Linked DNA regions of Mus musculus: region 1 is linked to region 2. A link is a loop called in an ENCODE intact Hi-C map of the cell type or tissue named here. Cell type or tissue: heart. All regions are shown on one strand. Links, peaks and the distances in the headings refer to the core of each region. The heading gives the core; the rest is flanking DNA. Region 1 overlaps Arhgap39 (Rho GTPase activating protein 39). Region 2 holds the start of Arhgap39 (Rho GTPase activating protein 39).

Region 1 (15,987 bases), core at 3,831-11,830, 47 kb before region 2:
ATGTTTGAGATTGATTGTGACACACACCTAGCTCTCAGGAGCTATAGGCAGGTGAATGTCTGTGAGTTCAAGGCCAGGCAGGGCTACATAGAGAGAGACTATTTCAAAAAACAACCAAAGAAGTCAATGGAAACACATGGGTAAGCTAAAGTACCCCAGAGCCTCAGAACTTTCAGGACATGAACAGAGGGTATGAAGTCTCAGAAAAGGGAAAGGCAATTATAAACAAGATAATAAGAAGAAATGGGTTCCAGCCAGCCACAGTGGTGCAGGGTTGTGGGGATGCTTGTGAACAGCCATGTGGGTGCTTTAATCCCAGCACTGGAGTGCAGAGGGAGGCAGATCTCTAAGTTCAAGGCCAGCCTGGTCTACAAAGAGAATTGCAAGACAGTCAGGGCTACACAGAGGGAACCTGTCTCAAACAAACAAAACAAAAACACAAACAAAAGAAAGGGAAAAAAGAAATTGGATCATTTTAGAGTTGAAAGTCGGGTCAACACTTCACACCACACCCAAGTATAGATTCCAAATTGACCGGCACGCCATGGACTGGAATGTAACGCAGTGGGAGAACACTTGCTTGGCATCCATGAGGCCCTGCATTTAACTCAGAGCACAAAACAAATAAACAACAACAAAACCTGGTATTGGAAAACTGAGTGAAAGATTTAAAAAAAAAAGTCTGAAGATGAACTGTGATGTGTGCAGTGTGCAGGGTTTTAGCTTGCTCTGCCATTAAAGACCTAAGTTCCAAGCTGCACAGCAACCCAGCAGGTGATTGCCTGACCCCTGTAAGGGTCTGGCAGACTACGGTAGGTGTACACATAAGCCCAGTTGTTGTTAGTACCTCTGTTTGTTTGTGTTTCTGGTATTGTTTTACTATGCCTGTGCACCATGTGTGGGCAGTGCCTGCAGAGCCCAGAGAGACAGTTTTGCAGTCCCTGGAACTGGAGTTACAGATGGCTGTGAGTAGCCATGAGGGTGCTAGGGGTCTGGTCCTCTGTAAGAGGAGCCAGTGCTCTTCACTGCAAGTCATCTCCCATCCACTGCTTTTTGTTCTCTGAGACAGAGTCTCACGCATCCCAAGCTGGCATCAAACATTTCATGTAGCTGAAGCCAGCCTTAAACTTCTGATCCTCTAATCCTCTACTTCCCAAGTACTGGAATTATCTCCCTATACCACTAGGCACATTTTATGTAGTACTGTAAAGTGTAGGGCTCTGTGTATGTTAGGTAAGTACTCTAACCAGTTGAGTACAGAGACCACTTTTATATTGGTTAAGGGTACCAAAGTCATGAAAAGGCTGTGGAAACCACTTAGATTGGACAAGGCTAAGGAGGGCGAGAAGGCAGAGGCAGGCAGAACTGGCTGACGGATTCTATACTACATGGGGACAGAAGTGCTATACATACAACTGGGAATACATGGTCTCTATGGTTCAGGGTGTCAGAGGAGATCAAAGCCTGTGTCAACATCAGATCTGATCAGTGACTGTGTCCTGGTTATGTGAGTCACCTGACAGACACACACTCAAGCATTCAAGGCCTAAGGCAGAACACTTGTGACTTGCCCAAAGTGACTCAGAAAGGACAGATGACTGATGGCGACGACTCGGAGCAAGAACACATGGACATTTCTGGGACTGTTCTTTTTTTTTTTTTTTTCTGTTACTGTGGAATTATTTTCAGATAAAAAGCTGCACATCAGAAAAATAGGAATGAAGAGGCATGACTACTGGAGTCTGTATGGACACTGCCCAGAGTGCCCAAGAAAACGGGCGAAGTTCATATGTGCAGCCCAAACATCAACATTCTGGGGGCGGGAGGGGACAGGCTGGCCTCTGCCAAGTGTGCAGGTATCCCCGCAGTGAGCGGCTGTGCTGAGAACACTGGACTAGAGAGACAGGAGCAGGAACAACCACTGGAGGACGGTGAGAGAAGGCAGTGCACATAGGCAGCCATGTGAGCAGACTGGGAGAACTACCACAGGCCAGTCAACAGCCCTGGAGCCACACGACCTTTTCTCTGAACAGTTGCTCCCCCACTTCCCCAGGGCCGGGATAACTCATCGGGAGTGGATGCTGCCTCCTTACCTGGTACTCGACCCCGGAATCCTGGGCTCCTGCTCATCGACATGATGGCTTCTGCATTCATAATCCTGTGCCTGTGACATTGCCATCTGCTTCCTTAGTGCTGACGTGAACAGTTGTCAGAGGATCATCAGGTTGCCTCCTCCAGCATCACACAGGAAGAGGCCACACTAGGGAGAAAGAAAAGTGGCTAAGCACTGATAGGAAATGCAGTGATGTCCACACCACACATGAAATTACAGTCCATCCTTCTCTCCTGCCAGATAGCTGGCTCAATAGAAAGCAATTCCCATGCCTCAAGACTCCTTGGGGAAGCCACTCCCGGCCAGCTTCTCTTGTACAGAGGGAGAGCCTGATGGCCAACTGCCTCCTGCTGGGATTCCACTTGGGCCAGGGCAGGTGCATGAGTGCTTCAAGAACTACAAAGCTAGAGGATGCACTGAGCACCCAGGCCTCACCCGTGGATGACGTCTGGCCCCAGCACAGGATGCTGCATATGGGGAAGTTACTGTGGAGATGAAGCTGGGCACAACATACACAGGGTATGGCCTCATGCACAGTGGAACTCAGGCACGCAAGGCATACACAGATTCCTGTGACAGTGAACAGGCTCTCTCACAGGCAGATTGTGCTGTTGAGAAAACACATGGAAAGGGACCCCTGAGCCTATGCTCATCCAAGATAAAAAGCCATCCATGTTATAAATGTGAAGGCTGAAAAAACAAAATGAACTTTTAGGAAAACCAGAGAATGCTGGGTTTTATAGCGGGGTCAGATCTCTGAGACAGTCACAAAACCAGCTCCCAGAGGAAAAAAAAATAGTGAATTCGACTGTGATAAAATTAAGATTGAAGATATCTACTTATCAAGAAACCAAGAACAGGCTAGGTGTGGTGGTGCATTCATTTAGGGGGCAGAGAACCCTGGTCTCCAGAGTGAGTTCCAGGCCAGCCAAGGCTACAAAGTGAGATCCTAGAAGGGGGGTTGGGGGAGAGGGAAAGGAAGAAGAAGAAGAGGAGGAGGAGTAAAAGAAGGAGGAGGAGGAAGGAGAGGAAGAAGAGGAGGAGGAAGAAAAATGCAAATCCAAAATGGGAGGCGTTTGCTATATAGTGTGTCCAGCTATGGCGTGTGTGATCTGATAACGGGCACACTAAACATAAGCCAATGCTGCTGATACAATGATAAAGAAGGGGCGAGTAGACAGTGCAGACGGCAGTCATGGAGACGGCTCCATTTCACTCCTCAGGAAGTGCTCTTAAAGGCGTGTGACATGAGCACTCAGCAAACGGGAAAGACAACAACTACCAAGTGCTGGCAAGGGCAAGAAGAGCACTTACATCCCAGTGCTGGGGCTGAAGGGCCCCAAAGGAGGACACATGCATCGACCTGACCACTTCACAGAGGCCACTGTGGCAATGGCAACAGTGAGGGATGCCAAGTGCACACCAACTCCGTAGCAGGAAGTGAACCCATACACACACTAGGGTTTCCTTTTAAAAACCCGAGAAGCACTTGTGGCTGTATTAGAATCAGATCTGACAGGCTCAGGACTCAACAGTGCCAGGAGGGGATCAGGGGCCATTCGCTGTCTCCAGCCAGGGCGCTGCTGCTTACACGGTGCTGATCCAGGAAGCTCACAGTGCTACAGGCTCTGTATTCAGGTCCCTCACCCCCCATCCCCACCACACACAAACAGCCACGGCGAACAGAATACTACTGGGGTTCTGTCTTACTCTTTACCGACTCCCAGATGGCATTAGATTTATGCCTTCCCTCAAACCAGGGATATTCCATGGATATTAACTGCTAATTTAAGGACAAATTCAAAAAGGTTCTAATTACCAGGTAAACCAGGTAAGGTGGCACACACTTATAATCCAAGTATTTGGGAGACCAAAAAAAAAAAAAAAAAAAAAGAAAGAAAGAAAGAAAGAAAGAAAGAAAGAGAGAAAGGAAGAAAGAAGAAAAAAGAAAAGCTATTATAACAAAGAAAAATAAAATTTAGAAAGTCACTAGGTCATAAACATATATTCTACTAAACTGGAACTATTTAAAAAGTATAAATTTCTAGTTATATCACCTAACAAATGTAAACTGAGATGAAATATTTAAGCAGCTCTATAAGAAGGCTGGAGAGATGGCCCAGTGGTTAGAGCCCTGGCTGCTGTTTTTGAGGACCTAGTTTGATTCCCAGTGCCCATATGGCAGCTGGTAACCATTTGCTACTCTGCAAGGAGCTCATTGCCCTTCTCTGGCCTCAATGGGCACTTCATATGGTATACACACATGTAGGCAAAACTCCTATACACATAAATAAAAATTAATAAAAAATAAAAATGCGCTAACTAAAAAAAGTTCTGGCCCAGAAAGATCCACTGGGCAATTTAGCAAAGAGAAAGAGAAAGTAACGCCTGTGCTTCTCAAACTAGTTCATAAGCTAGAAGGCAGCCTCGCCCACCACCACACCGCCAATACCACACTGGTTATGAAATGGAAGAGGACTGGATGGAATATAACCAAGCTCTTTTTATAAAGCTAGGAAAGACACTAGCAACATCATCAATAAAGGAAAATTATAGACCAATTCCCTGGTGAGCAGAGATGCAAATAGTCTCAACAAAAATACTTGCAAATTGAATTCAAGAACTGTGGGGAGCTGAAAAATTCTGACTGGGTAGGCAAAGAATGGGTAAAATCCCGAGTGAATGTATTGTTGGCACGGTACGACTGTGCTGAGAGCCAATGCCTTCCTTGGGTCAGGCTTGGAATGGCAAAGCTTCCTCTGGTCCAAGTGTGAGTTTTTATGAACAACTGACCAGTGGTGCAAACACTAGCAAGCCCAGTGTCCTAGCGTCCCAGTGTCCCCCTCCAAGAGGCTACAGTGGCACCAACAGAGGTGGCCTATGGGGACCAGCTAACTCCTCCACAGTGTTGCACATAACCAACAGGCCCACCTGAGCCCAGTGTTCCTACACATCTATCCTTTCCTCACGCTCTCACAGTCCCTGTCAGCTTTCCGAGAGGCGAGGTGCTCAGGACACACACGGTAAGGAGCACAGCAGAAGGTAAGACCATGCTGTATCCCACAGAGCCTGGGGTAGTTCAACAGATGTAAACCAATAAATGGAAGCTATCAAGGACAAACATCATATAATCTTTTTCCTTTTTTTTTTTCCTTTTTCTTTTCCTTTTCCGAGCTGAGGACCAAATCCAGGGCCCAGCAAGCACTTTACCACTGAACTAAATCCCCAGCTCCATATGATCAACTTGATAGAGGAAGAAAAGGTTTTTGACAAAAATTCCAACATCTTTTCTTGAAAAAAGTTCTTAAGAAACTCCAAAGAGAAGGACTTTTCAACCTAACAAAGGCTCTATACACACAGCCTATGGCTAACACACAATTAAACAGTGAGAACACCAAGTGTCCCATTAAAATCAAGAACAAGAAAAGGGAGGCCAGCCTGGTCTACAAAGTGAGTTCAGGACATCCAGGGCTACAAAGAGAAACCCTGTCTCAAACAACCAAAAAAAAAAAAAAAAAAAAAAAAAGAACAAGAAAAGGGTATACATTTTCTTCACTTACATTCAATATTGTACAGGAAATGGTAGTTAAAGCAGTCAAACAAGAGAAGATAACAAAAAGGACATAAATAGGAAAGAAAGATGTCAGAGTCTGCTTATTTGCAGGTGAGCTGAGTCTTTATGCAGAAGACCCCGAGAATTCACAAACACTTTCACAACGCTAGTGAAAGAGACAACAGCCTTTGTAACCAATGCCAAATACATCAAGAAATAAGAGAAACAATTTCATTCACAACGGCCTTGAAACAAACCTTGAAAGAAAGCTAATCAAGGAGGAGAAAGATGTCAACACGAAATGTTTAGTGCACTGAAGAAGGGGAAAGACATGAGAGAGAAAAGGAAAGCTCCATGCTCAGGGGCAGGAGTATCCGGAAAAACAGCCATCTGACAGCAACTGACATACTGTGTGCAATCCCCATTAAATACTAACACCCTCTCATCTCAGCACAGAGAGAACAATATTAAAATCCATATGGAAGCACAAGAGAGTTTAGATAGCCAGAGCAATCCTAAACAAAAGGGTGTGCTGGATGATAACCGTCCTTGATTTCAAGCTGTACTAAAGAGTGATAGTAATAAAAATAGCATGGCACTAACACAAAATCAGACGCACACATAGATCAATGGAACAGAATCAGGGAGCCAGAGAGAAGGCCATGGAACTAAAGCCACTGGTCTTTGCACACACAGGAGAAACCAGTCTCGTCACCAGCAGTGCTGGGGACACTGGGCAGAGGCCGGAGAGGAATGAAACTGGGCCTTCCTTTCACCCCGGACAACACTCAGCCCTAAACGGATCAACACTCAGCTCTAAGAGTCTGCAACTGCTAGAGGGAAAGGAGAGAAAGCACTCCAAGATCTATGCACAGACTTATGCATATATCTTCTTCGGCTGGCACAACCCAAGAAGAAAGACAAAGTGCTTTTAAATTTCTAATTTTACTAATTTAAATTGTATGTGGTATGGATGAGAGAGAGAAAGCAAGCGAGAGCGCTCGCATGTGAATCTGTATGTGTGAGTGCAGGAGGACAGAGGAGATGGAGTTACAGAAGGTTGTGAGCCACCTGACATGGGTGCCCCAGAAATACAAATTGTTAGTAAATAGTTTTTACAAGTGTTCAACATTCTTGCCCATCAGAGAAATGCAAAGTATTGACATTTCAGGTGATTTTTCTAACCTTTGTCAGAAAGACTGTCATTTCGAGAACAAGTGACAAGAAATGCAGGTAAGGATGTGGGAGAAAAGACGTGGCCACTGTTGGTGGGAATCTAAAGTGGCACAGTCACTTTGAAAATCACTGTGGCGGTTTCTCAAAAAATAAAACAAAACAAAAAAACCCACAACTAAAAATAGAGCTATCACGTGACCCGGTTACGTCATACCCGGGCATAGCCCCCAGAGGGCTCTGATTCCAACTACAGAGAGAAACACTGGCAAGCAATGTTCACTGCTGCTCCAGTCACAATCAAGGACACCCGGTAACCAATGAACGGACCATGAAAATGTGGTGGGTACACTGGGGAATAAAGACATATGACTTTGTAGAAGAAAGGCTAGAACTGAAAATACACTGAGTAAGGCTGAGTAAGGCAGCCCTGGCTCAGTAGACACACACCATACATTCTCCTCATATGCAAATCCTCGCTGTGACCTTTTGGACTTGTATGTTTAATTTGGAATGTCTGCAGGGGTTAAGAAACTAGCAAGGCCCCATGAGACAGGAAGCATCTCATGGGAGGAGGGGAGGGGCTGTAGAGCACATGATATTAGAGTAGATCGGAGAGATGTTGGGGATGAAGAGGTCTAAGCTGAATGTTGGCCAGGAAGAGGAAACAGGAGAGGGTTGTGGAGGAGGGGGACCTGAAACTAAGGATGTACGAAAAGACCTTATAGTAATCCACTCCTTTGTAAGCTAATTTAAAATATATACTTAAAAATAAAAAAAAAAAAGAGTCTGAATTACCCTTCCTGATTTATGCTGTTCCCAGAAACCACAGGGAGACGAGGGACAGAGACAGGACAATCCTTACAAGCCCAAGGGTGTCACTTGGCCTGGCACACTCAATGAATGACAAGAGGCTGTCTCGAGCCAGGGGGAAGGCAAGAAGTATCATGTCAAGTGTCCTTTGACCTACACACACACACACACACACACACACACACACACACACCAGAATCAGTGTCGACTGTGCAGGTGTTCCGTACCTACAAACCTGAGATTAAAGGCAGGCATCACCATGCTTCTAAAGATTACTTTAGATGCATGTGTGTGCACATGTGTTTGGGAGTGCAGGGTGTATGAGTGTAGAGGTCAGGAAAAACCACTTGGAGTTCTCCATTATTCTCCACCTGCTCTCAACACAGAGCTCACTGGAAGCCACCAAGCCCCTGTATTCTCTTGTCTCTATCTACTTCTGAAGCTGGGGCTATAGGTGTGTGAGTGTGTGTGTGTGTGTGTGTGTGTGTGTGTGTGTGTGTGTGTGTGTGTGTGTTGTGTGGTATGCATGGCTTCTTATGTGATGATTCACATTCTGTGGTGACCCACTGCTCAGCACTGATACTGAAAATTACAGTTTTTCTGGTTTTCTCTAATCTATCTGGCTGGAAATGGATCAATTTTACTGGTAATAAGGCAGTTTTTAAACTTTTTTTTTCTTGACTTAATACCACACTATTTGCTTTCTTTTAATGTTTTTTGTGGGTTTTGGTTTGGTTTTGTTTGAGACAGGATCTGCCTATGTATCCCAGGATGTCCTCAGACTTAGAGACCCCTCTGCCTCTGCTTCCCAAGTGTTCGGGGTTAAAGGCATGGTCACCACATGTGGGTGTTGTGATTCTTGTAATTTCTTAAATAAACATTTTCAGATCTTAAAGCTTTGTATGTGTAAATGTTTTACCTGTGCACCACTTGATCAGAAGGTGGTATCAGCATCGAGATCCCCTGAAACCAGAGTTATAGTTGGTTGTAAGCCAACATGTGGATGCAAAGAGCTGAACCCAAGATGGACCTCTGCAAGAGCAGCCAGTGCTCTTAACAGCTGAGCCATCTCTCCAGCCCCTTTTACTAATATGGAAATAGAGTTTAATGATTTGTGCCTTAAAAAAAAAAAAATCTAGGCACCAGAGAGATGGGTCAGTGGTTTAAGAGCACTAACTGCTTTTACAGAGGACCTGGGTTCAATTTGCATCACCTACAAAGAAGCTAACAACTATTGATAACTAGAGTTCCAAGGGGCTCTGATGCCCTCTTCTAACCTTTTCAGGAAATGCAGATGTGGTACAGGTAAAAACACTCATCTACACAAAATCAAAATAAATCTTAAGAGCCAGGCAGTGGTGGTGCACACCTTTAATCCCAGCACTTGGGAGGTAGAGGCAGGCGGATTTCTGAGTTCAAGGCCAGCCTGGTCTTCAAAGTGAGTTCCAGGACAGCCAGGGCTATACAGAGAAACCCTGTCTCAAAACAAACAAACAAACAAACTTCCACTCTGGCCATTTGGTGAGCACCTGTGACCCCAGCACTGGGAGGATACCTGTGGCTACACAGAAAACATGAGGTCAGTATGCACTACATGGCCCTGTCTCAACATACAGATTCACTCCAATATGGAAGTTAGTCTTAAAACTTCTAATCAGCTTTCATGACTCATGACACCCTACCAATTTGGACATACTATATTTTCATTCCAGTCCAAAACAACATCACCAACTTCTTCCAGGGGGCTAGAGAGATGGCTCAACCGTTAGGAGCCAAGTTGCTTTCCCAGGAAACCTGGGTTCAGTTCCCAGAATCCACATGGCAGCTCACAACAGACTGTAACTCAGTTCCAGAAGACCCAGCATACTTCCCTGGCCCATGCAGGGATCAGGCACACACACGGTGCACAGACATTATATAGACAATACACCCATATACATAAAGTCTAAAAACAGTTTACTGATTTACCTTGAATTTCTCTTTGATTAACAAATTATATAGAAGTATGTTATTTAATAACATGCCAGATTTCCAGATTTTGTTTTGGTTGTGGGGACAAAGTCTCACTAGATAGCCCAGACTGGACATGCAACCTTCCAGCCATAGCCTTCCCTCAGCTAGGATTGTGGGCGTATGCCATCACATTCAGATCTCTGGGTATGTTTATTGGTTTCTGATTTAGTCTCACTCTTGTTAGAGAAATTACTGTATTCTGAATATTCAATCTTGTTAAGATGTTTGATGGTCCAGGTAGGGAGTGGTGGTGTACACCTCTAGTCCCAGTATTTGGGAGGCAGAAGCAGGCAGATCTCTATGAGTTCAAGACCAGCCTGGTCTATTACACAAAGTGTTCCAGGCCAGCCAAGGCTACAGAGAGATATTGTCTCAACCCACATGCCCCTCCCATAAAAGATATTTGACAGCACAGAAAAGCTTTTTTTTTGCAAAGATTCACTGAATATTCATATTCTCAAAAATAGTATTTTTCACAATCTCCAGGCAGAATATATGTTTAGGTGGGAGTTTTACCCAGCCAGGTGAGGCTAACACTGACTTGGTTTCTGTTCATCCAGTCACTGTCAAAATCGGACATTCTTATTTCAGCTCTTACTGACTGCTAAGTACATTTATGGAGTCTTTGGAGTTTTGAGATAGGATCACTCTTTGGAGCTCAGGAGTATGGAACTGTCTTTGCCTACAGGCACTAACTGCCTTGCCTCTGGCTAATCTAGACTTTAAAGCACATGTCCAATCCATACATGAAGTGCCCAAATCTTTTCTGAACTAATGGCATAGTTACAACAACTTTTCCTTGTCTGTTAAAACTGACATTTGTTGCAGGGCAGTGATGGCACATGCCTGTAGTCCCAGCACTTGGGAGACAGAGGCAGGTGGATTTCTAAGTTCAAGCCCAGCTTGGCCTACAGAGTGAGTTCCAGGACAGCCAGGACTACACAGAGAAACAAACAAAGAGAATAATTCTAAAACAAACAAAAGGCTAACATTGGTCAGTTTTATGACACTTCTGATTTTTCATTTTAGTATGCTAGCTACTTTTACGTCAACTTTCCTACTAGAGTTATTTATCTCAAAGGGGGGAGCCTAATTGATAAAATGCCTCCATATGCAAGCCTGTAGGGAATTTTCTAAATTAGTAATTTACTGGGGACAGCACAGCCCATTATGGGTGCTGGCATCTCTGGGCTGGTGGTCCTAGTTTCTAGGAAGGCAGGCTGAGCAAACCATGGGGAGCAAGCCAGCAAGTGTCACTCCTCCATGGCCTCTGCATCAGCTCCTGCCTCCAGGCTGTTTGAGTTCCTGCCCTCACTTCCTTCGAAGATGAGCAGTGATGTGTAAGTATAAGCCAAATAAACTATTTCCTCAAGGTGCTTCTGGTGATGGTGTTTCATCACAGCAACAGTAACCTTAACTAAGATGCCATAGACTAGGCTATCTTTTCCTGTTTTGGTATATTACACTGTTTGGTACCCAGGTCAGGATAAGCCTACCCATCTCCTTACATGGTTTCTTTGTGGGGATATTTACTTCTTTTCTCCTTTGCTTACTTACTGAGTCATTCATTTACATAAGTGTGCACTTACAGATATTTATGCTTCAGACTGCAGTCCTATGTGGCTGGTTTTATACAAATTATTTCAGCTTTGGTTACTAGGGATGCTTTTTGAAATTTATTATTATTTTATGTGTTGATGTTTTGCTTCCAAACATGTATGCGCAGCACATGTGTGCAGTGGCCACAGAGAACAAAGAGGGTATGAGATCCTTTGGAACTGAAGTTACAGGTTATTAGTCACAATATTGGTGCTAGGAAATGAACCTGAGTCCTCTTGAGGAGCAGCCAGGGCTCTTAGCTGCTGAGCCATCTCTCCAACCTAGTGGGAACTCTTAATGGGTTCCTGAGTTCCTTTAGATGTGCAGTCATTGTGGGGTCTGCTTTTGCTTTGGCTTGTCCTGACTTTACAGTTCTGTATGTGAGATGAGTAAGGTGAGCCTGCCCCAGTCATTTCAGTCCTTTCTGCTAGGACTGCTGGCTCCTCTCATCACAAAATAGCTTTAAAATAAAGATTGGTACCCCAGGGGCTAGAGAGGTGGCTCAGTGGTTAACGCATGTATGCTCTTCCAGAAGACATGAATTCAATTCTTGGCACCCACATGGCAGCTCACACTGACCTGTACCAGTTTCAGGTTATCCAACACTCTCTTGTAGCTTCCACAGGCACCAGGATAGCACACAGACATACAAGCAGGCAAAACAGCCATACACATTTAAAAACCAGCTCGCACTGTAGACGTGTTCATTCGGTCTGTCTCTTCTAGACCTCCTCCCTGGAGGCAGAGCGCGGTGTGCACACTGCAATGCAGCGTTCTCCTCCAGTCAGTCACCTTGAGGCAGTTACTGTTAGGACCACAGTCACGGCATCTGTATTAGGGACGCGTCTATGTGCCATGACAATATGTCTGACAGAGTTCAGCTCTAGGAGCAGTTTATCACGGCAGGGGAAGGAAGGCAGCAGAGATGGCTGCTCACACTGGATCCAGTGAGGAAGCAGAGAGAAAAGAAAACTGTTGCTCAGCTCGCTCTCATGAGTCCTCTTTATTCAGTTTAGTACCCCACTCCACTGAATGGCACCACCTATATTTAAGATAGGTCTTTCCAGTTCAATTAACCTTGTCTAGACAACCTCTCTTAGACACACTTGAGATTTGTTTCCATGGTGACTCTATATCCCATCAAATTGACATCCAAGATTAATCATCATAGCAGCAGGTGGCACATGGCTTTGATCACAGCACTAATGAGGCAGAGGCACGCGAATCTCTGTGAGTTGGTGGCCAGCCTGGTCTATAGAGCAAGTTCCAAGAAAGCCAAAGCTACACAGAGAAACTTTGTCTTGAAAAAAATAAAATAAAATGAAGTTAATCACCACAGCCACAAAACAGTCAGAACACAGCAGATATATGGGTCCATAGCAATAGTGGAGCTGCTGTTTGCTCTTGGAGGGTTGTCGGACAAAATTTATTGCTAAATTTTGTAAGGTAAACCATTTGGAGCTGAAGAGACTCCTCCGTGGGTATGAATAGTGTACTGGCTAGTTTTGTGTCAACTTGACACAGCTGGAGTTATCATAGAGAAAGAAGCTTCAGTTGAGGAAATGCCTCCATGAGATCCAACTGTAAGGCATTTTCTCAATTAGTGATCAAGGGGGAAAGGCCCCTTGTGGGTGGGACCATCTCTGGGCTGGTAATCTTGGGTTCTATAAGAGAGCAGGCTGAGCAAGCCAGGTGAGGCAAGCCAGTAAAGAACATCCCTCCATGGCCTCTGCATCAGCTCCTGCTTCCTGACCTGCTTGAGTTCCAGTCCTGGCTTCCTTGGTGATGAACAGCAGTATGGAAGTGTAAGCCGAATAAACCCTTTCCTCCCCAACTTGTTTCTTGGTCATGATGTTTGTGCAGGAATAGAAACCCTGACTAAGACAAATTGGTACCAGCAGAGTGGGGTATTCCTGTGACAAGCTGACCATGTTTTGGGGAGGACTGTGGAAGGACTTTGGAACTTTGGGCTTGAAGATCCATCCGTTGTTAAGAGCTCTGTTGGATGTTGTGTAGGAGCTTGGAAGATAACGTTGAGAACAGTGCAGAAGATGGAGGCCTGGCTTGTGAAATTTCAGAGGGAAAAATTAAAGACTCTTTTCAGGGCCATTGCTGTTCTGATAGTGAAGATTCTGTAGTTCTGGTTAGCTGGGGCTGAAGAATCAGCTGTGATTAACAAGATACCAGAACTACTAAAGCAAAAACTTTGCATTACTGGGACTATTGATGCTGGTTAGCTGGAGCTAAGAAATTAGCGGTGATTAAGAAGAGACCAGCATCATTGAGATGACATTTTCTGGGAAGTGTTTTCTGAGAGCACAGTGGCTGTGTTCCAGATATAGCCAAAGTCGTACATTGTGCTGTGGCTGGACTTGGTAATATGTAAGGGTCACCCAGGTGGTACTGGTTTTGAAGGCATGAAGGAGTTGAGCAGAGCAGCTGAGGCTTGGCACTGTGAGAGGCCATGGAAGGCCATTGGTGAAGGTGCAGCTTCAGTTGCAATTGAAGGCCCAGGACTGAAGGGGTCATGAAGTGTTTTGGAGATGCCAGTACGATGAGATGACCACCAAGAGCAGCAGCAGCAGTGGAGTACAGGCAACTGGAGCCTAGAGGACAACGTATGTGCTACAAAGGGCATGGCTGGAGAAGTGACCCAAGCCCTTGGAGGAGCCCAGAAGATCCTGAGTTGGATCCCAGACATTGGACGGTTGGAGATTGACTTTTGCTTTTGATTGTGACTGTGCCCTGATATTTTCCCTCTTGAAGGAAGAAACTGTTTTAGTGGAGCCCACAGTTAAGAGACTTTTAAGTGTAAAAGGACTTTGGATTTTAAAAGAGATGGATATTTTAAAGAGATTGAAATTTTAAGAATATGTAAAGACTGTGGGACTTTTAAAGTTATTTAGATCTTGGGGATGAATAAGATTGTAAGGGTTGAGGCTTACTAGTGATGTTTTTGTGTGTCAAGTTGACAAGGGGTCAATTGTACTGGCTAGTTTTGTGTCAACTTGACACAGCTGGAGTTATCATAGAGAAAGAAGCTTCAGTTGAGGAAATGCCTCCATGAGATCCAACTGTAAGGCATTTTCTCAATTAGTGATCAAGGGGGAAAGGCCCCTTGTGGGTGGGACCATCTCTGGGCTGGTAATCTTGGGTTCTATAAGAGAGCAGGCTGAGCAAGCCAGGTGAGGCAAGCCAGTAAAGAACATCCCTCCATGGCCTCTGCATCAGCTCCTGCTTCCTGACCTGCTTGAGTTCCAGTCCTGGCTTCCTTGGTGATGAACAGCAGTATGGAAGTGTAAGCCGAATAAACCCTTTCCTCCCCAACTTGTTTCTTGGTCATGATGTTTGTGCAGGAATAGAAACCCTGACTAAGACAAATAGTTATTGCATCTCCAGAGGACCTGAAGTCAGCTCCCAGCACCTATGTTGGACAACTCATAACTGCCTATAACTTCAGCTCCAGGGGATCCAATACCCTCTTTTGAACTCTGTGAACGCAGACACATACATTCACTAAAATGAATCTTTTAAAACATAAAGGCAGCTCCGTGGCTGTGGGTCACACCTTTAATCCCAGCATTTGGAAGGCAGATCCCTTTTCCAACTCACACCGACTGTCACATGGATCGATACAGTATCTTCCCTTTGCTGTCTCCCATGTTTCTTATGCTTATTATAAGACACCCCTCCCCCACGTGCCATTGCTGTGCCTGATTATTCAGTCCCAGTGTGCACACATAGCAGGTGACCTACATTCCCATGGAAAATCCATTATCATTCAGGTACAGGGCTCACATTCAATCACAGTTATAACCGTGGCTGCTGCTACTTATCTAACTGCAAACAGGCACGCTCAGAATTATCCAGTTAGTAAGATCATACTAAGCTGTTTTTTCTCAAATTTAATCAAGGTGATTAAAGCTTGGTCTTTTCATCTCTCTTCGTTTTATTCACTCAGATATTTCATCTACAAATGCCTGTCTCTGAGAACTGAGGGTAGAGAACTTATTTTTCCATTCCTTTCAATTGCCAACTTATTAATTTCATATCATCATAGTCTCTTCTGTAACCACAGCTTTTCGTTTCTCAGTCTTAGTCTCACAGTCTGGGGCCGTGTGTAAGAAGGCTCAGTAAGTAAAACCGAGCGCCTGTCTAAGTCTGAGGAGCTACGCTCAATGCCAGGAACCCACAGGGGGAAGGGAGAGAACCCAGTCCCACAGTTATCTCTGACTCTCTTTCTTTTCTTTTCTTTCTTCTTTTTATTTTTTACTTGTTTTTTTAAGACAGGGTCTCTCAGTAGTCCTGGCTGTCCTGGAACTCACTAGATCTGTCTACCACTGCCCTGCAAGTGCTGGGACTAAAAGTGTGATGCCCACGATTTATCTCTGACTTTTACTCTCACAAATAAATTAATGTTGGCAAATTAGTAAAAAAGGAACTGAGGGATCACTGTCTTCAGGCACTGAGGCCCTCAGCGAGGTTTCCCACATGGACACTGTGCCTGTCCTAAGCTTGTTATACCCAGATGCTTTACAATCCTGTACAGAGCAACGTGGTCCCATGTGAATGTGGGCGACACTTCTCTATCTGCTCTTCAAAACTGTGGCTCATGACAACAAAAGAGCGACTTATATATAATCTATGGGAAAACCATGCAGAAACCATCTTTCTTAAGTCTGGGTTTTACTGTGTAGCTCTGACCAGCCTGTGTAGTGACCAG
Region 2 (15,987 bases), core at 2,979-10,978:
AAGTACCTTTACCCACTAAGCCAACTTGCTAGACCATGTTTCCCTTTCTTAACTATAAGAAAACAAAGTTCTCCAAACCAGTAGAGAAACTCATTTTTCTGATCAACTATAATATTTAAAATACAAGGAAATAGGTGTTGGGAAAACAAATGACCAAAAGTACAGAATTAAAGGTGTTAGGAGGGCTGGAGAGATGGCTCAGCGGTTAAGAGCACTGACTGTTGTTCTTCTAGAGGACTTGAGTTCAGTTCCCAGCAACCACATGGTAGCTCACAATCATCTATAATAAGATCTGATGCCGTCTTCTGGTATATCTGAAGACAGCTATAGTGTATTCATATAAATAAAATAAATTTTTAAAAAAGGTGTTAGGAGATAAACTGTTATCACAGAATGACTTCCTGAAGAAATAGGTCCTATTTCTCTCTCTTGGCCTAAAGATAAGGATGCGGCTCTCATACAGCCCCAGCGCCATTTGGGCCGCCAGGCTACACATCACCATGTCAACCTCTGAAACTATAAGCAAGCCCTAAGTTAAATACTTTCTTTTGTAAGAGTTGCCTTGGAGCTGGGCAGTGGTGGCGCACGCCTTTAGTCCCAGCACTTGGGAGGCAGAGGCAGCCGGATTTCTGAGTTCAAGGCCAGCCTGATCTACAGAGTGAGTTCCAGGACAGCCGGGGCAATACAGAGAAACCCTGTCTCGAAAAACCAAAAAGTAAAAATAAAAAATAAAAAAATAAAAGAGTTTCCTTGGATATGTCTCTTCAAAGCAATATAATTAAGACAGGCAGAAGGATTTCAAAAGGAAAGGGTAGAAACAGAGGTTATGTGTATACCATGCACTTTCAAAGCATCTGTAAGATGCTTATCACCTGCCTGCAGGGAACTAACCTTCTCCAAGAGACCAGCTTTCACCAAGCTGGACTTCTTCACCATCATCTGAAACTATTAAATAAAATTAAAAGTTTTAGGAAGCAAAAATGAAATAAATGTACACAAAATCAAACAGTTTAAACTTCAGAAAGTAAGAGAGAAAAAAAAAAAAAAAAAGGCCCAGTTAACCAGGAGCAGCCAAAGTAGCCAAAGCAATACAAAAATAACAGGCCTGGCTGAGCAGTAATAAAGACTTTACTGCCAAAAGAGACCGGGAAGAAGGGGAAGATGGGAAGTGACCACTTGTAGATTTTACCTTCTGAGCCCTAGTGTAGAGAACTCGTCTGGCCTTTCTTTCTGTTAAGTTTTTGTTGTTGGCTTTTTCATTTGAGGTGTTATTTATTTTTATTTTATGTATATAGATGTTTTCCCTGCATATATATCTATGCCCTGTGTCCAAAGAACCAAGAAGAGGAGGGCATTGGATCCTCTGGAACTGGAGTCACAGGTGACACTTACCCTCCACGTGGGTGCTGGGAACCAAACCCAGGTCCTCTAGAAGAGCGGCCAATACTCTAAACCACTGAGTCATCCCGCAGCCCAGTGTCTGCTTCCTCTGAGATGGCGTCTCACGCTTCCTCTGAGATGGCGTCTCACTCTTCCTCTGAGATGGCGTCTCACTCTTCCTCTGAGAGAGATGGCGTCTCACTCTTCCTCTGAGAGAGATGGCGTCTCACTCTTCCTCTGAGACGGCGTCTCACTCTGAATCCCTGCCTGGCCTGGCGCTCACAGAGGTTCATCTGCTTCGGCCTCTGTATGCTGGGATGAAAGTCGTGCAGCACCACCACTGCCCAGACACTTTTATTTATTTTCTGTGCGCATGTGTGGACACGTGCATCTGCTTCGGCCTCTGTATGCTGGGATGAAAGTCGTGGAGCACCACCACTGCCCAGACACTTTTATTTATTTTCTGTGCGCATGTGTGGACATGTGGAAGGCAGAGACCGTCTTCTGGGAGTCAGTTCTCCCCTCGACTATGGGAGTCCTGGGAACTGAACTTGGGCCATCAGGCTTGGTGGTAGGTCTATCTCCTAGCCATTTCACCAGCCTTAAAAGTTTGCTTATTTACTTATTACTACAACAACAACAACAACTACTACTACTACTACTACTACTACTACTACTGTGTGTGAGAGAGAGGGCGGGGAGAGAGGGAGAGAGTGAGAGAAAGAAGGGGAGAGGGAGAGAGGAAGGCTGTAGGGGCTACAGGAGGATGTGCATAACATGGCATAAGGAAAGGTGTCAGAGAACAACTTTGTAGAATCACTTTTCTCATTCTACCAGGTAGGACCCAGAATAAATTCAGGTCACCAGGTTTGGTGGCAGCTGCCTTTAGAATCGAGCCATCTCTCTGGCCCTCTTTCATTTCTTTTCTCTATTTGACGTGGTGTATCATATAACCCTGTCTGGCCTCCAACTTGCTATTTAACACTGGATAACCCTGAACCTATGATCGTCCTGCCTCCAACTACCCCAGAGTATTGGGATTATAGGCATGTGCCACCACACCCAGTTTTATGAAGTGTTAGGGCATCAAATCCAGGACTTCGGTCACACTAGGCAAACACTACAACTGAGCTATATCCTCACCCCAAGCCTGGCCTCTCTCCTTTCCAAGATCCATATTTTTGACAGTAAATTCCACATCCAAGTAATTGCACACAGATTAGCTACTCGATTTAAAAAGTAATGAATAAGCAATGCTTGAGGGGTGCTTGATAGAATATTGAAAATATTTCCCATGCTGATTATTATGATTTTGCCACTGAAAACTTAAAAGTTAAAAGAAAAAAATCTGTACCACTGAATCAAAAATACAGACACACACAGATATACATAGACATACCACACATATACATACATACAAACACACACATACTCAAATACACACACACAGACAACTCATATCACACACACAGAGACATACCACATACACACATATATACACACTACACACATATACCATACAAATACAAACACATACAAACATACCTGTACCACAAACACACACAGACTTACATACAGACACACCACATACACACGCATACACATATCACACACACAACCTCCTACACACTCAAAACACCAACCGAGAGGAACAGATGATGCCTGGCTCTTCTCAGTATACACTGTAAAAAGGTTAGTATGCATTCTCCATGAGAGAATGACACATCACTATAACTCACAACAGATGCCAATAAAGTTCACTTATGTTACTGTAACAGCAGAGACGGACAGGACATTGGGCACTCCTAACTTGCATGAGTTCAAGAAGACACACCTAGGAAATGTCACCCAGGTCCTGATCACTGTAGCAGCAGACATGGGCAGTGCTAACCCAGGTGAGGAGAGACTACCTAACAGGTTGCTAACAGCTGCCCTAGGACAAGGTCCAGGTCAGACTCTGTCACAGGGCACAGGAATACCAGGGGCATAAGTTGGGAACAATTCAAGGGGCCAACAGAGACCGAACAGGGCAACACAGGAACCACAGAGGTCAGTAGCTGAGGGGAAGCGTGTTATCTGGGGAGGTGAGAAAGGAACAATGGGAAATGGGGCTCAGGAGCCAGTAACCAACTCATACTGTCTCTGCATGTCCATGGCTGGCTGCACATCTAGTCTACCTCAGTGAACACAGCTTTGTGACAACATAAAGCCTCACCCAAAAGGCCAACTGTGAGGATTGCTTGTAAGATCCAGTGAAAAGGTTCTGCCAGTCAAACTGGACATTTCAGCACAGGAACATAGTTCAAGGATTTTTTTTTTTCTTCTCTCAACAGCATCAAGGAGTCAAGACACCTCAGGAGAGGCTGCAATAGCTAGACTGCGAAACTATGCACGGACCCGTGAGTCTTTGTTGGGTGCAGTTCCTAATCCACAGCCCTCTGCCCCAGCAGGCATATGGCAGAGGCCAGAATGAGACTGGACTACTTTTTTCTTTTGTTTAAAGACATGGTCTCATATAACTTAAGTGGTTCATATAACTCAGCTTGGCCTCAATTCTTCTTTCTCCTCCCAAGTGCTGGACACCATATCCTTAGGAACAAACAAACAAACAAAACATTCTCACCTTCACTGCCACAAGTCTCAAGACCTCACTTAACTTTTCTATCAGAGTACGAATGCTATTTTACCATTTTCCAGAGTAATTCTGAGATAAAGAGGGAAACGTAATGACTAGATTAACTGTTTCCTTGAAAAACACAGCAATCCCCCTCACTTTGGTTTAAAGTCTATCTGAACTTCTTCCGGTAATTTACCAAGGCCCGCTACCATACAGGTAAAACCTGGCTCTCATTTTGTTACTTACGTCTTCAGTGTCAAAGTTTATCCTTAATAAGGTTACCTTTCTTAATTCAAAGGTAACACTGTGCAGTACAACACTGTAGGCCTGGCTCTCACTGCCCAGGGCCTGCATGCCCCCTTCCCTCTGGCAACACCAAGCTCACGTCTCCCGGTCAGCACTGTGGCAATCTGTGTGCTGCACGAGAGGTTTCCTTACCAAAGAGACTTTTAAAGCAACTCTATGCAATTAATTTATCTAAGTGTATAAAATTGTTCTTTTTTTCTTTAGAAAGATTTGCTTCCAACCAGCTAGATGTGTGTGTCAGTGCGTATGGGCACTTTGATATGAGAGATAACTCCTAAAATTTATCTTCTGACCTCTACTCGACAGAGCTGGCACAAACATAAAATGAAAATAATTAAACACACACACACACTAGCCCATACACACAAAATGAAAATAATTACATGTATGCACACACACATACATACTTGCACACACACAAGTACTTTGTGCCAAGCATGGCAATGCATGCCAGACAAGATCATGAGTTTGAAACCTACCTGAGCACATAGCAAAATTCAGACGAAATTACAATTTTAACACACACACACACTTAGTTTATGCACTTTGTAACACACAGTCCAACCTATACCTAACCCTGACAGCTTGCAATTTCGTAGCAAGAACAATTCCTAACACTCAAAACTTCCCAGGTGTGAAAAATTTTACAAGTCTTAAGTCACAGAGTCCTCACAACAGCATTCTGAGACCAATACTATTAGTGTACCCATTTTACAGCCAAGAAACCAAAGGCAGAGAGACCTTACCTAATACCACAAAGCCAGTAAAGGAGGAGTCATGACTCAAGGGCGGTCAGTCTGGCTCCAGAACCAGCACTCATTTTCACTCTGCTCCAGACTCTTACAAGACAGCTGATTAGACCACGAGCTGGAAGGAGTCACATCTCTCTATTCCCTCCTAGGCACTCAGAATCCCTTGAAGACTGGCTTTCCGGACTATCCAGTCACACCTCTCCTTCTAATTCCCTTCCCCCCACGTTCGTTGTAAAAAGGGGAGCAGGGACAAAACCACCTGCTGTTTACAGACTGCGCCCAGGACGCAGTGCTCAATTGCCCTCCCTAGCTCCCAAAGACAAACGTCCGTATTGTCTGCACCACGGGAGGAACTGAAGCCTTGCAACTGTACGTTTTTCTGCAGAGGTCACTGGAGGCCTGGCCAACCCGAACAACACTGAAGGGGGAGGGGGTCCAGCCGCATTTTTGCGGCTGAAGGTTGCGTAGCGCCCACAGCAGCTGCGGTGAGCAGCAGCATGGAACACACCCACAGCTGCCGCGCCCGAAGCGGGCAGCACGTTTTAAAATAAAGACAGCCTGCCTGGCCCGGGATGCACAGCCTGCCGGCTCGCAGCCCCCACCCACCCCACGCCTGCCAAACAGCAGGCGCCCAGGGAGTTCCAAGTCTGAAAGGCCGGGGAGAGGACCACCCGAGCCTGCCGCAGAGGCCCTGCCGCGAAGCCAGGGCGCACCACGCGCAAGCAAGCCACGACCCGACCCAGAGACGCCCACCGACTGCCGGGCATCGCGGACAAAGCCTAGCCCGCAAGATCCTCGTTCGGCAAGCACTATCTCTCACCACCCCCAAACGGACCGGAGCCCAGTGCACAGAAAGGGCACAAGCACACCACCGGCTCTGGGCCTGGACACAGAACGCACGCACACCTGTCCTCGGGCTGACTACACACACCTGTCTGCAGGCCGGGCACCCTCACATCTCACACCCACCATCAGGTCCACCCCAACCCCAACCACCTCAAGCAAAGGGCTCGCACACAACTATCTTGGCCAGGGACACACACGCACTCACGCCCATCCAAAGGCCGGGCACGCGTGCAGACCATGGCACCCTCACACCCACCACCCTCGGGCCCCTGCTCTTACGCAAACCCGCCTTCACACTCCCTGGCCCTTGGCCGCGGCGTCCTCCTGCGGACCCTCCCCTACCGGGTCACCTGGGGCCCCGATTTCTAGCACGACTGGACTGGGGGGCCTCCGCCTGGGCCAGGCCGTGGGGCCGCAGCGAGGCCTCTCCGCCATCTTCCCGGCCCGCGCCGCCCACCTCCCGCGCTCTCACCAGCCGGCCCTGCGCCCGGAGCGCCGCCACTGCCCCTCATCACCGACCGCACGCTGCGCCCCAGCTCCCGGCGGCTCCCGGCCGCCGTCGCCGCCGCAGCCAGCGCTTCACGTCCTGGGTCTCCGCCGCTGGTCCAGTGCGCTGCGGCCGCGCGTCCCCCGTCACCAAGCGCAACCCCCCGCCTCCGACTCCGCCCCCGCGAGGATGGTGGCGCCGCCAGGGGGCGCCGCCCGCGAGGCTGCAATGCGCCTGCGCCACCGCGCAGCCCCTCGGGAGCTCCGAGGGAGCCTTGCCTCTGTCGGAGGCCCCGCCCCCGATGCCGCGCTAGCCGGCCGTTCCGCTCTCACCTGTACCCGCCCACTTCTGGAGGTCTGGGTCACCTCAGGTGTGTCCTAACGTGGGTGTGGCGTGACTCTATTAGTTCTAGCCCTGCTGGGGTTCCTAAGCTTGAGATATACCTCTTCCTTGACTCTGGAAAGGTAGCTATTGTCTAAAATACTCTGCGTATTCCATGTTTGTAACTTCCCTTTATTATTTTCCTCCTTTTATTTCCTTGACTATTCTCGTAGTAACTCAGGCACAGCTTTAAATGTGCTCTCTTTTCTATTTTTTTTTTTTTTTTTGTAATGTGTATTGTGTGTGAAGCATGTGCACGCACGTGCCAACAGTGTCCGTGTGGAAATCGGAGGACAACTCCTTTCACCATGGGTTCTAATGACGGAACTCGCATCATCAGGCTTGCACAGAGAGCACCTCTACCCACTCCATGGCCCTTTTAACTTCTTATTAATTTTTTTTAAGAGAGAGAATTTCAGATGGCCCAGGCTGACCTTCAACTTCCCTATGTAGCGAAGGATGACTTTGAAACTCTAATCCCGTCTTCATCTCTCTTGTGCGAGGATTACAGGCACCATATCCGGTTTACACAGCTGAGGAGGTGAAACCCATTCTAGGAAAGCCCTTTACCTACTGAGCTACATCCTCAGCTGCCATTTGGGTTTTTTGTATTTGACGAGCTCTTGCTCTGTGTACCCGGGCTGGCCTCAAACTTAAAATCCGTCTTTAACACATTACAAGTGCGTTTGTCACCCTCCCAGACTTCGGAATATTCAGTGTTGTTGTTGTTGTTTTTGTTTGTTCATGTTTTCGTTTTTTGAGACAGGTTTCTCTGTGTAGCCCCGGCTGTCCTGTAACTCGATCAGTAGACCAGACTAGCCTCAAACTCAGAGCTATCTACCTGCCTCACTTTGCTAGTGCTGAAATTAAAGACGTGGGCCATTACTGCCCGACACCAGTTCTTTACTTTAAAAAGAAAAACACACACACACACACACAAAAAAAAAACCAAACTTTTTTTTTACCTTGGCTTGACAATTAAGAGTAAATACTGCTCTTCCTGAGGATTCAAGTTCAATTCCCAGCATCCATGTCAGGTGACTCAAAACCACCTATAATGCCTGACAGAGGTGGCACATGCCTTTAATCCCAGCACTTGGGAGGCAGAGGCAGGCGGATTTCTGAGTTCAAGGCCAGCCTGGTCTACAGAGTGAGTTCCAGGATAGCCAAGGCTATACAGAGAAACCCTGTCTCAAAAAACCAAAAAACAAACAAACAAACAAAACAAAACAAAACACCTATAACTCCAGCTCCATGAGATCAATAGTATTCATGTGTACACACACACACACACATTTTTTAAAATGGTGAAAATGAGCCTTCAGAATATTTTGCTTATTTAGTTTGTATGTCTGTAGGGCTGCATGTGTCAAGACCTCTGTAGAGATGTCAGAAGACAAACTCTAAAGGAGTCATTTCTCTTCGGCTATTGAGTCCCGAGGATGGAACTTGGGCCATCAAGCTAGTGGCAGGTCATCTCCAGCTCATGTCTTCATTTCTCTGTGTCGTATTTAAATTCCACTTGCAGACAAATAAAATGGCCCAAAGCTCTTCCAGGACTGCACACAGCGTTCCATCTGTATCCAGACCAAGAGAGCTCAGAGCCTTCCACACCCCGCAGTGCTGCAGACCCAAGCCCTGGGGATCTCCACTGTGCTCACACTTAGCACGTCCTTGCTGAGTCATCCTGGGCTCTGCTCTTAGGTATGGATGAGGGCTCCTGCTCTGTCTCCAGCCCCCTCAGCAATGCGGCTGGAAACAGACGTTCTAAATGCTGCAGAAAGGAACGCACAAGCAGCAAGGCTATTTATCTTTGCAAAAATGAAATTAACCGGGCTAGCAAGTCCTCGAGGGCCAGAAGCTCACTTCGAGTGTATCCTAAGGCAGGTGGTGACTGTGTCTTTTTTCCTATTGCCTGGGGTCACCTCATAGTCTTTTCCTGATTCAGCCTGATTCAGTTTAAAAAGATTCAGCTTGGAGTAAATGAAAGGGAGAGGGTGAGGTGTCAGCTGCTGCAGATCACGTTTGGGAACTGGAGGAGGGCAGGGCCTTTGTGGAAAGAAAAGCTTTACCAGGTAGAGGAAAGTAAAAGGTTTGAATTTCTTTACACAAAAGTTTTAGAGGGTGTGAGATATACAGAATATTGGCCTTTGGTGACGAATTTTTTTCCTTGTTCACCCACCTGAAGTAAGCTGACTTGGATGAAGGAAGACCGTCTCCTCCCTGCGGCTGAAGAAACATTACCAACATGGCTGACTGGATTCCTTTTGAGTGTTTTTTGTTTGTTTCAATATTTTTGAGATGTTTGTTATGTTTTATGTGCTTGCCTGAACGAGTGTCTGTCCCTGTACCACACATGCAGTGCCTGTGGAGGCCCAGAAGAGGTCATCAGACACCCTAGGATTGGAGTTGCAGACGGTTGTCAGCTGCCCTGTGGGTGCTAGGAACTGAACCCAGGTCCTCTAGAGGAACAGTAAGTGCTCTTAACTGCTGAGCCATCTCTCCAGCAATGCCCACCGCTAACCCCTGCTGCCTCTCCCCCCCCCCCCCACTTCTTTTTAAGATTTATTTATTATTATATGTAAGTACACTGTAGCTGTCTTTAGACACACCAGAAGAGGGCATCAGATCTCATTACGGATGGTTTGTGAGCCACCATGTGGTTGCTGGGAATTGAACTCAGGACCTTCGGAAGAACAGTCAGTGCTCTTAACCACTGAGCCACCTCTCCAGCCCCTGTCTCTTCCCTTTTGAACCTTTGGTCACAAACTTAGAATGAGTGCTGCTCACTCTCAAGCAGTCTTGTGTTTCTCTTCAGAAGGCTTTCAAAGATGGTGGCCATTCCATAACTTCTCAGAGCCCTTTAGTTAGGCCTCCTATTGGAAACCAAAAGTCTCCCTCCCATTACCAAACTACAGGACTGCACACACCCATCTCTGGCCTCCCACTTTCCCTGCCTGTGGAAAGTTTGCAGGCTGTTCTGCTCATTCTGAAGGTTGGACTAGAGGTCTGGACTTCTTTCTGTCCCTTGCATTATTAATATGGCCATTTCTATTGAACAGTTTTCAAGAACACTCAGATACATGCTAACATTGTTCTTTTTTGTTTCTTTCTGTATTTTATGTGCATGGGTGTTTTGCCAACAATATTTGTGTACTATGTTTGTGCCTGGTGCCTGTGGAGGTCAGAAAAGGGTGTCAGATCCCCCAAGGGATGGAGTGGGATGGCTGCGAGGAACCTAACATGAGTCCTCTGGAAGAATAACCAGTGCTCTTTAAAGGCCGACTACTTGGGCTGGTGAGATGGCTCAGCAGGTAAGAGCACTGACTGCTCTTCCAAAGATCCTGAGTTCAAATCCCAGCAACCACATGATGGCTCATAACCACCCACAATGAGATCTGATGCCCTCTTCTGGTGCTGTCTGAAGGCAGCTACAGTGTACTTATGTATAACAATAAATAAATCTTTGGGCTGGAGCGAGCTGGGTTGATCTGAGCAAGCAGAGGTGCTAAAAATTCAATTCCTAACAACCACATGAAGGCTCACAACCAATTGTTCAGCTACAGTGTACCCATATACATTAAATAAATAAATAAATAAACCTTTAAAAAAGTAAATAAATACATAAGATAAAGCCTGAGTACCCTCTCACATTATTCTTTGTAAAAACAAAATCCCTCCATTACTTCCTATCCTATGCACCCTACCATACTCTTATTTCTTTGGTGACTGTGTCCTGGAAAAACAAGCCTAGCACCTCAGTATCACCGTGTTTTGGTCTTCCCTTGTTCACAATTATGCACAGACACATTCCTGTTTAGGTTACTTGTTGAATACAGTGCCTTCGTCCATTATCACCTTTGTCTTTACCTCTGGGGAACATTCAACACCTTACCTTATGGTCGAATGGCCTTTGTTGAGAGGAGTTCTGATGCTTAAATTGTCAAGTGGGGAGGATTAAGAAATGTCCCAATTCTGGGCATGGTGGCACCTCCCTTTGATCCCAGCACTTGGGAGGCAGAGGCAGGTGGATCTCAATGAGGTCAGCCTTATCTACGTAGTATATTCTAGGCTAGCCAGGACTGCCTAACATAATCCTGGCTTAAAGAAAAGAAGAGGAAGAGGAAAAGGAAGAAGGGGTGGAGGTGGAAGGGGGGAGGAAGAGGAGGAGGAAGATGTGCCCCACCCCCCACCTCGTGACATTAGTGATACATACCTCTGGGCACTTCTGTGAGGGTGTTTCCTAAGAAGATTAAGGAAGGAAACCTGGGCCTGAAAATGGATGGTATCATGACATGAGCTAGGATCCCTGGCTGAATGAAAAGAGAAAAAGGAGAATTCTAGATGAGTTCTAGTATATCCTTGTCTGGGCTTCCTGATCCATGGAAATTGTAAACAAGCAGCCTTATGGTCCTTCCACAGCCGCAAGCCACCCCAGCCCCAACATGCCTTCCCTACTCTATTTTCAAGCTGTGAGCCAGAAGAAGTCCTCTCTCCATTGTGTTGGTTCTTGTCAAATACTTGGTAACGGCGACAAGAAAACCCACACAGAAGCACTGAGTACAGAGGTCCAGGGCTCCCAGGAAGTGACCCTGTCTGTTGTCTGCATATAACACAACAGGATGTCAGTTTGTGCTGAGACAGGAGGAATCAGGTCACACAGGTAAGGACAAAGCCACATGTGTCTTCTGGTAAGAGGACTTGTGGTGGGAGAGGGACTGTACGACCTCATTTCCTTTCCTCCTCCGCTATGAATATAAGGAAGGACTCAGACCCTGGATGAGGGTTTCCTTAGAAGGCAGTATAGATCTGTGTGTTCATAGGTCTTTTCATCACTGATACAGAATAGCTGATATAAGGCACAGTGGAGGAACCTATTATCCCAGCACTCAGGAGACAGAGGCAGGGGGAATCACAAGTTCTAGTCTAGTCTGGGATACATTGTAAGACCAGCCAGTGATAATGTAACAAGATGGCATCTCAAACACATAGAAACAAAATGTGACATAAACCCCAACCAACTCCCAAGATTGTATAAATACATAAAAAGCAAAATAAAAAGGAGAGCAAAACTTTTAAATAAGAGCAGCCTAAAGGGGGATGGGGGTAGAGAGGTGGGTCATCTGGTGAGGCCACTTGCTGCTATGTCAGAGAAGCTGGGTTTGGGTCCCAGGATCCACATGGAAGCTCATAACCCTAATAACTGCAGTTCTACGAAGTCTAATGCCAACTTCAGGCCCCTCCCCTACGAGCACTGTACACGAGCACTACACAAGCATACATGCAGGCAAAACAGCCATACACAGAAAATAATAATAAACCTCCAGCCAGCCCTTATTTAAACTTTTTCACAGTATATCTTGATTATGTTTTCCCCTCCCTCAACTCCTTTCAGATCCACCCCTCCAGAATGCCAGCCTGGTCTACAGAGTGAGTTCTAGTATAGCCAGGCCTAAACACAGAGAAACCCTGTCTTGAGAAAACAAGAAAGAAAGAAAGAAAGAAAGAAAGAAAGAAAGAAAGAAAGAAAGAAAGAAAGAAAGAAAGAAAGGAAGGAAGGAAGGAAGGAAGGAAGGAAGGAAGGAAGGAAGGAAGGAAGGAAGAAGGAAGGAAGGAAGGAAGGAAGAAAGGAGGAAGGGAGGGAGGGAGGGAGGGAGGGAGGGAGGGAGGGAGGGAGGGAGGGAGGAAGCACCACCACCACTAACCCCCCCACACACACACACACAAGAAAATCTCACAAAAACAAACAGACAAAACAAACAAAACCTCCTAGAGTCCCTTTTGCTTTGCCTAACTTCTCCTGGCCAGGGGGCCTGCCCTGGACTGCTGTTGATATACCCAGTGACTCTCCAATGGAGAAAACTAATTTCCCCTTTTCTAGCAGGTATCAAATGCAATTGTCTTCTTGGATAGACTTTGCATCCACTTCCACTTTTCTGTCCTCGGATTTTTGTCTCATTTGAATCTATGCTGACCTTGTGCATGCTGTAACAGTCTCTGTGAGCTTATATACATATCAGTCCGGTTGTGTCTGGAAGATGCTGTTTCCTTGGTGTCATCCACCATCTCTGGCTCTTACAATCTTTCCACCTCCTCCTCTTCCTCATAGACCCTTGAGCCCTGAGGTAATGATGTGATGAAAACATGCCATTTAGGACCAAGTACTCCAAAGTCCCTTACGTTCTACCTGTTGTTCAGTTGAGGGTCTTTGTGTTAAGTACTATCTACTGTAAAAAGATGTACTCTCTACTCGGATGGAGGTTGAGTGATGCAGTGTATAGCAATATGCCATTTAGAAGCATTTTGTTTCTCTTTATATGGATTTGGCAGAATAATAATCAGTTTTTCCACTGCCCAGTGACCTTGGCTACTTATTGTTCTGTTTCATGGGGTGGGTCTTAAATCCCACCAAAAAGTGGTTGGTTACTCTTGTAACATTTATATCATTATTAAACCAGTATTCATCATTGGTTATTCTTTTAACAGTTGTATCACTATTAAACCAGTATTCATCACAGGCAAGTCACTGTTGTGGGCTACAGACTTCATAGCTGGGTTATACTAAGGATGACTTTTCTCCTCCACTAGTGTACAGAGTAATTCCAGCACCATGAATGCTAGTCAGTGGGAGGTAGAGAGACGCTAGAGTGTCGTGGGACCTTTAGGCTAATGATTCAACAAGATGTAACCCATTCCCAGCACTGGAGGTTTTAGCCAATGACATAAGATGTCTAGTTGGGGCACTGTCTCCCCTATTATATGTTTACTCCATTTAAATCCTTTTTATATATGTATATATTTAGGTAGTTGCCATAATAGTGAGTTTCGGTGTTTTTGTAAAAAAGCTTTTAGCGTTAGTAATCTCTCCCCATGATCCCTCTCTTTCCCTGCCCTCCCAGCTCTTTCCCCATTAATCCTACTAGTTTCCCACCACAATCCTCAATAGACACATGTGTGTCCATTCAAATTGAAACATGCATATTGAAAGCTTAAGTACTAATGTAGAAGAGATAACATCTAACACTTGGCTTCTGGACTGGGTTATCTGACTCAGGACGGCTGACCTGCAAATTTCATGTTTGTTTTTCTTACTGGCTGACTAAGACTCCATTTTGTAAATGTACCACATTTCCATCATCTATTCACTAGCTGATGGGCACCTAGGCTGTTTCCAGCTTCCTGCGATGAGCATGTGTAAGCAGACCCCTCTGCAGTAGGAGGTAGCACACTTTGGGTGTATACCCAAGAATGATATAACTGGATTTTGAAGTAAATCAATTCTCAGCTTTTTGAGGAACCTCTACACTGGTTTCCATGGTGACTATGTCAGTTTGCATACTCAGCATCGAAGAGTTTGTGTTTCCCCTTTCCTAGCATCCTTGCCAGGATGAGCTGTCATTTATTGATGTTGGCCATTCTGACTGGGGTAAGATAAAATCTCTAAGCAGTTTTAATTTATATTTCCCTGATGGCTAGGGATATTGAACATTTTAAAAAATGTTTCTCAGTCTTTTGTACTTGATCTTTTGAGAATTCTCTGCTTCATTCTGTATCCCATTTTCACCAGGGTTATTTGTTCTCTTGCTGTTCAGTTTTTTGAGTTCTTTATATAAACTAGATACTAGCCTCTACCAGATGCACCATGAATAATGTTTTTTCCTATTCTGTAGGCTGCCGCTTTGCTCAAATGATGCTGTCCATTGCCAAACAAAAGATTCTTAGCTTCATGAGGTCCCATTTATTAATTGTTGGTCTTACTGCCTGTGCCATGAGTGTCCACTCAGAAAGTCCTTTCCTGTGCCAGTGAGTTCAGACCTATTCCCTGCCTTCTGTTCTGTGAGATTCAGAGGGCCTGGTCTCATATTTAGGTCTTTGATGCATTTGCAGATGAGTTTTGTTTAGAGTGATATCTTTAGATTTTTCTACATGCAGGCATTCAGTTTGACCAGCACCATTTATTGAAGATGCTAGCATCTCCAGTATATATTTTTTAGATTCTTTTTCAAAAATCGGGTATCCATACCCGTGCAGATTTATATCTGGGCATTCAATTCGATTTCACTGATCAATGTGTCTGGTTTTGTGCCAATATAATTTTTTTTTACTATAGCTCTGTAATATAACTTGAGATCTGGGGTGGGATATCTCTAGTAGTGATTTATTGTTCAGAGTTGTTTTAGCTGCATTTTTTGTATTTTCATATGAAATTGAAAATTTCAGTTTCTCTAAGGAATTGTGTTGGAATTTTTTGCATTAGAATTTTTGTTGATTTGTTGTTGTTGTTGTTGTTGTTTGAGACAAGGTTTCTCTGTGTAACCCTGGTTTTACTCAAACTTGCTCTGTAGGGCAGGCTAGTTTCAAACTCACAGAGATCGGCCTGCCTCTGCCTCCTGAGTGCTGGGATTAAAGGTATGCACCACCACTGCCCAACTTTGTGTTGGATTGAATCTGTAGATTGCTTTTGGTAGTACAACTATCCATAACTTTAATTCCATGTGTGTGTGTGGCTGGGCTGGGGGTGGAGGGTCCAGTGCCTTATTCTGGCCACTAAGGACACTGCTCACATGAGGTGCCCAAACATACATGCAGGCAAAATACCCATACACATAAAATAAAAATAGCACAATCTAAAAGAAAATTTAACTCAGGGGGTGGGGAGCCATCCTCCAGGTCGGTGGGTGTCTGGATCCAGTGACCTGTGCTTTGTACATGTGGTGGTTGAAACTGAGGCCATTGAGGCTGTGTACCAGACTGTGTGGAAGCCACTGGCTTGGGCACAACTCACCGAGATGACAAACAGGAAGGGAAAGAGGAGGAGCACCCGCTCTGTCGTTTAGAAAACATGGCGTTCTTCCTCTGGCCATCTCCGTGCGAATCTACAAGAAGGGTGATACTGTAGAAATCAAACAGGTGAGCACTGTTCAGAAAGAAACATCCATTAGAATCATCAGGGCAAGACTGGAAGCATCTAGTGTTACCCAGCATGCCGTGGGCATCCTTGTCAACAAGCGAGATCCTTGCTAAAGAATTAATGTCCAGATTGAGCATATTATGTACTCTAAGCGCTTGAATAGCTTCCTGTCATGAGGGAAGGAAAACGATCGAGAAAAAAGGAAGCCAAAGAGAAAGGCACATGGGTTCAGCTGGGTACAGCCTGCTCCGTTAGAAGCTGCACACTTTGTGCGACTAATAGAAACCCGAATTTGTAGCTTAATATA

Evidence for each region. Peaks named below come from ENCODE experiments on the same cell type or tissue, not always from the same donor. Only the 100,000 strongest peaks of a DNase experiment are listed, where the experiment ranks them.
Region 1: a loop joins it to region 2, with 2.2 times the contacts of the local background. A loop is called at or near these places in 11 of 42 quality-filtered maps.

What each region holds. Positions count from the first base shown.
Region 1 is chr15:76,763,392-76,779,378 of GRCm38, forward strand. Arhgap39 (Rho GTPase activating protein 39) reads right to left here. Exons shown (of 12, transcript NM_001168288.2): 2 at 2,094-2,260. The coding sequence starts at 2,173. Among named protein-coding and RNA genes, the nearest start is that of Arhgap39, 47 kb to the right of the region's middle. In heart, for the core only: no CTCF peak of the experiment used is centred there; DNase peaks (open chromatin) are centred at 7,100 and 7,400.
Region 2 is chr15:76,811,619-76,827,605 of GRCm38, forward strand. Arhgap39 (Rho GTPase activating protein 39) reads right to left here and starts at 6,548. Exons shown (of 12, transcript NM_001168288.2): 1 at 6,374-6,548. In heart, for the core only: a CTCF peak has its summit at 6,596 (motif pointing right); DNase peaks (open chromatin) are centred at 5,473 and 6,613; H3K4me3 peaks cover 2,417 bases; H3K27ac peaks cover 2,290 bases.